Linked DNA regions of Homo sapiens: region 2 is linked to region 1. The links are chromatin loops, found by intact Hi-C in ENCODE. Cell type or tissue: Caco-2. All regions are shown on one strand. Each heading gives the region's core, and the rest is flanking DNA. Links, peaks and the distances in the headings are about the cores only.

Region 1 (2,925 bases), core at 304-2,803:
TATTTTTGTAGAGATGGGATCTTGCTATGCTGCCCAGGCTGGTCTCAAACTCGGCCTCAAGCCACCCTCCTCAGCCTCCCAAAGTGCTGGGATTACAGGCGTGCACCATTGCACCTGGCCTTGCATTTTTTTTATGCTGTTACATGTTCCTTATTAAAAAGCTATTATTAAAAAACTAAAATACTGTCCAGGCCTGTTGTCTCATGCCTGTAATCCCAGCACTTTGGGAGGCTGAGGCCAGAGGATCGCTTGAGCCCAGCAGTTCGAGGTCAGCCTGATCAACATAGCAAGACCTCTGTCTCTACAAAAAATTAAAAAAAGGAAGAAATAGCCAGGTTTGGTGGTGCATGCCTGTGGTCTCAGCTACTGGGAAGCCTGAGGTGAAGGGATCACTTGAGCCCAGGAGGTTGAGGCTGTAGTAAGCATGATCAAGCCACTGTACTCCATCCTGGGTGACAGAGCAGGGCCCTGTCTCAAAACAAAAACAAAAACAAAAATGACAACCACAAAAAACACTAATAGTAACATATGTTAGTAGCTAAAATTTTACAGTAAAGAATGAATGTGTGTGTGTGTGTGAATCACATACAGTGTTCAAAAACAGATAAATGGGATAATGCTATACATGTTCTGTGTCTTGACTACTGCTTTTTAAATAAATACTCTGCCTCACTTGATCCATCCCTTACAAACTTGGTGCTATCATAAACCAATTATGTGCCAACTGCTGACCTACTATGTTTAGTATAAGCTACCATCATACAATATTTACAAAAAAACAAGCAACAAAAAAAACACCACTGCACATTTATGGCTTTGGTAATGTTTACATGGTACCAAAATTTTGGCAGGTGTTTTACAACAAAAACAAAAAAGCATCACAATCCTTATTAATGCAGTTTCTACCTTTAGCTTAAAGTAGATCAATTCTAGATCCATGTGTGTCCTTTTTTAAAATCATAGTTTCCTTGTGGCATGTGATAGAATTCATTTTTTTGTGGCTTTGCAAGAAGAGTGTTAACTCTGTTGAGAGAAAATGTTCATTATAAACCACATTTATTTCATCCTTTTTGATGGAGCAAATGACATTCTTCCAAAATTTATTATTTTGAAGGATAATATACCCAATATACTGAAGAAGATGGTAAGGGTATGAGTCACCTCTAGCAATGAACAGTGCTGGTTAATATTTCACATTTTTACCTCTCCTGCCCTTAGAAATCACAATACTTGACACCAGGTCACAAAATTATTAAAACTTCAAGTGGCTACACTTCCTTCTCCACGTGAGTCCTCACTTCTCCTTAACATTTTACTCTGGCAATCCCTTCAGGCTTCTGGCCTTTTCTCCCTCCCTTTGACCCTCATAACTAATTAAATCTGGACAAGTCTTTGGTGAAAATAGTTTCCTTTAAAGTTATTCATTCAAAGTTCCCCTTAAGGCATTCTTTGTCACTTTAGCCCAGCCTGCAATCTTTACATGAAGTTGAAAGAAGTGAGCTATTTTTATAAGATAAAAAAATCTTGCAAGACCTAAATCTACTTTAGGGCCACAGATAAAGACTAGATTTTGAAATATGACAAATGTTTCCACAGCCATGAAACTGTTATTCTGTAGAAGTCTGCAGATAAATAAAAAGTTCCAAGGACTCTGGCTATGCTTAAAGGCAGTTAAAGTTTTAAGATTTCATGTTGTATTTGGAGGTAGTTATATTTGAGGTCTGTAATTAAATTCTACATCAAAAGTAAAAGATTAACCAACCAGTATAGTTGAAGTCATGCCCAATAAGTTTGTTTTGGAAATCATATTGGATTTAAGAATTAAGTAGCTAGTATCCATTTATCAGAAGACAAAAGTGAAGATTGAATGATATAAGAAATTAAGTCTGGGGCTATGCCATGGCTTAAGTATTTTCACTGTTGAGATAAAATAAAAACTTGCCAAGTTGCCAATTACTTTAGACCTACTTCTACATTGTACAAATAAACAGAAAATAATGTTTTATTTGTTTACAAATTTAAGAATCAGGCATGTAACTTCTTTTGTTGGCCAAAGGTGTTCAGCTCTAGGGCAAAAAAAATTGGATGAGATTTAACGACAAGCTTCAGCATCATTTGTTAAACTAGAGAAGTGTTTTCTCAGTTTAATAATTGCTACCTATACTGTTTCTAAAAAAAAAAAAGGTGAGAGAAGTTTTCTTTATGAAGCCATTTTTCTACATTATTTAATAATATTACCTTCTCATTTTTCAGCTACCCTCTGGGACGCAACTTTTTAAAGCTCCCTGTGTTTTTCCTAGATGAAAACTTGGGTTTTGAAACTTTGAGTGTGTCCCAAGACTATCCATCTGTTTAATAGAAGAGCTAGGAAAGGAATCTAGGTACCTCTGGCTTGGTAAGCCTGACTGCTGTAAACATGACACTGCCTCCCAAAATGTGAAAGCTTGGTTTTGAAAATAATTCTCTAACAGTATTATGGTTAGTAACAATATTGAAAAAAATATTTTAAAGAATAACAAATACTTAAGAAGCACTTACAATATGCCAGGTATCCTACTAAGGACTTGGATATTTTCCCTCATTTAATTCTCACAATAGCACCGTGGGTAATATCATTACTGCCATTCTGAAGATTAAAAAACAGGCACAGAGAAGTCCATTAACTTGCCCAATGTTTATAAAGCTAGTAAGTAGCAAACATTCCCTTTTTGCTTGACAAATACTCAATACATAGACTTAGAGAACCATCTGATGAATAATAAACTCTGTGGAGTTTCCCAAGGAGATACCAACATCTATTTATTAGTTATAGGTCTAAACGAGAAATATACAGATGTTACCTTTTCAACAATACGTTTATACATGCTATATATACTGGTCTCTTCAGAGATTACAATGACATGTTCTTATTATTCTTTCATTTGC
Region 2 (2,925 bases), core at 187-2,686, 51 kb after region 1:
TAAAATAAATTGTTAATTCAATAAAGACTTCAAAGCAGATTTTTATAAAAATTGAATACAAAATGCAGCAAGCATATTTCATTGTCATAGGATATTCAGATGCTTCTGAAATATCTAATCTACTATGTGCTTTAAATGGCTGGAAGTATTTTTGAGACTTCTGTGAAATGAAAATACTTCTGATTGTCTAGCTAAAATTCTCTGTCTATAAGATACCAAAATTTTTCACCTGCAACTTTCCTTTTCTGTTCTGTATCACATAAATGCATTCAGTCTGTTTTCATTAGTGCTTTTGTCTTTGGAGTCAATCATTCTAAATATAAAATATTAAAACATGATGAACTATAGAATCTTTTTGAATTGCTCATCTTCTGTATGTTAGATTTCTAAGGGAAATCTTCCTCTCTCAATAGTAAAGCATTTGTTACCAAGTATTAAAAAGCAGCACAGTCAGTATTATTTGATATATACTAACTGAACACTGAACCGTTTAATAAGAAAGAGAATCAAGTTTGGCCTTTCAATACACTGAAATATTTGTGCTTAGGGCACTGAAATATTTCTAATATAAAAATGTGTAAAAATTTATTTCTGGGTTTACATTATACACAAGAGAGCAGAAAATATATACAAGAGAGATTTTTAAAGACAGAAAGACATTTCTCTTCAAATATGAGATAAGGGTGATCTACAGCATGTAAGTATAACCTTAAGTATAACATGGAATAACCTTCCTGAAGATTAGAGGGTTGAGAATAATACCCCCTTTCACTTGGGAGCCTATGATTTGACTCACACCCACATCATTTAGAGAAATGAACAGACTGAGATAGCCAATGCTAGCAGAGCTACCCATGATCCGAATTTACAAAGAGGCAGGTGAAGTACACAGTTTGACAAGTTAGTTTTTTTAAATAACAATTGACTTATATTCTAGATTATTTGATTCTCTTATTTCAAGCCACTGTCAATGCTTTATCCTCACATAGTTCAAAACGCTTTGCAAGAACTTTCCTATCTATCAGATTAGTTCCACCTCACACAATCATTAGGAGGTTAAATAACAAGCATTACTATTCTCATTCCAATGACAAAAAAGACTCAAAGGAGGTAAATGACTTCTTTGCTCTTTGTTTATCTTTAGGAAAAAAAATGAAAATATGACTCAGGACTCTTGTATTTCCTGTCTAATCTTTGCACTCTCATCCATCACTCCCAACCTGCAGACATCAAACAGTTCAAGGGACTCAGGATAAGGTTAAAATGTCCACATTCTTAACTCCAAATTCAAATCCAGCATTATCTTCAGAAGGAATCAAGAATATATCCTACACATATGTATAACTCTATTTTTCAAATGTGCATTAATGTTGCTCTGATGAATAAAATACACACTTGTGTAAAAGCTTTCTATTGCATTCACAATTGCCTTTTATCTTTATGTATCCTCAAATCAATGGATATTAAAAGTACAACTACTTAGTGAAGGTGGGCACAATTTTTTGGTACTGAAAAAAAATATCCTCTATGAGTCCAGTTGGGGGATATGTCTCTTGGACAGGCCCTCATTGACCAGGCAAACTAAATCAAGCACCCACTCTGCCCACCATTCCCTATCTCAGTCCTTTCTCCTCTTCATTGCATTCACAAGCATTCTATCTATTTCTTGACTTGTTTGAGGATCTGCTCTGCTCCATTCCTCACCTGTCACAAGAGGCTAATGTCTGTCAGGGCATAAGCAGTGCTGCTCTTGTATGCCTCTATGTGCGCCTAGGGCTGGCCTGACATCAATGAGGGGCTTTGTGTAGCTCAGCTGACTTAACGTTAAACCAATGTTTCCACACCCAATCTCCCAGTGGGCTGATGGCTCTACCCTCTTATAGTAGATGATCACAGTGTAAGCAGAAAATCAACCATGGCAATGAAAATAGTGACTGCTAGTGATTTTGGGGTGTTTAGCATGCCATGTTAGTACCTTACTATGTATTATATAATACTTGTACCCCAGCCTGTAAGGAGGGTATTACTCCTTCTTCTTTGCAGATGACACCGCTGATTTTCAGAGAAGTTAGGCACTGTTGTCCTGGACTGATGCACCTCTTAATTATATCTGCATGTTCCTAAAACCAGCCCTAATCCACTGGGTTGTAATGTCCCTGTACCACTCTAAATGCATGATACCTCCTACTAGGTCCCAGTCTCATTAATGAAAAGAAAAAAGGAAAAAAGACAAATGGATTTCACCCAAGGGGTTACCTGCCTTCTCTTACTTATGCACATTTATTTAAGACTCCACCTCTTCTTTAGAATTCAACAGATGTTTCAGCGTTCACTAAAATACCCCATTATTTTTCAGTGAGGAAGAGAAGAGGGTGGAGTCAGAGATGCTCACAAAGGGAAGTTTGTGATGCTGAATCAGACTCAGAGCTGAAGTGCAGGCAAAAGATGCTGCTACCGCCCAGAGCAGAATGAAAGAGCCACTTTGTTAGTACTGGGGGAGAGTGTTAGGGGATGCAGCGTTTAGCTAGAAGAAAGTCAAGCCTCAGGCAGAAATCAGGGCAATTATTGAACAGATCTGGGGGCATCACATTCACTCTGAACACTAGAGATGATGGCCTTCTGCTCAGAAGCAAATGACAGCATTCAAATGTGGATCCTACCCCAATCAAGCCCCCACCCTGCTCGCCCAGTGTACAGAATCAAAGGGAGTTGGACACTCAGCCTAGCTCTGCCTCAGGGTTGACAAATGTGAGATCAGCCCCTCCTCACCACCACCTGGTTCCCTCTGGACCTTCTAATGGTTTGGAGGGCAGAGGAATAATGTAATTTGTCAGGAAAGGGACAAATGCTGCAATAACAATGTCCACCTAAACTGGCAAATGCTTGGTTTAATTGTCTCTACAAGTCAACCTAGCAGGAGTTCAG

The links. Hi-C counts contacts between places; a loop is a spot of excess contacts. Peaks named below come from ENCODE experiments on the same cell type or tissue, not always from the same donor. Only the 100,000 strongest peaks of a DNase experiment are listed, where the experiment ranks them.
Region 2: it touches region 1 in a loop (7-fold over the local background); 1 of 110 quality-filtered maps calls a loop at or near these places.

Annotation. Positions count from the first base shown.
Region 1 is chr4:95,357,316-95,360,240 of GRCh38, forward strand. All of the region lies in intron 1 of UNC5C (unc-5 netrin receptor C), which reads right to left. Among named protein-coding and RNA genes, the nearest start is that of UNC5C, 190 kb to the right of the region's middle. In Caco-2, for the core only: no CTCF peak of the experiment used is centred there; a DNase peak (open chromatin) is centred at 1,336.
Region 2 is chr4:95,408,129-95,411,053 of GRCh38, forward strand. The region is part of intron 1 of UNC5C (unc-5 netrin receptor C); the gene reads right to left. All of the region lies in intron 2 of LOC124900736 (a long non-coding RNA gene), which reads left to right. Among named protein-coding and RNA genes, the nearest start is that of UNC5C, 140 kb to the right of the region's middle. In Caco-2, for the core only: no CTCF peak of the experiment used is centred there; a DNase peak (open chromatin) is centred at 1,223.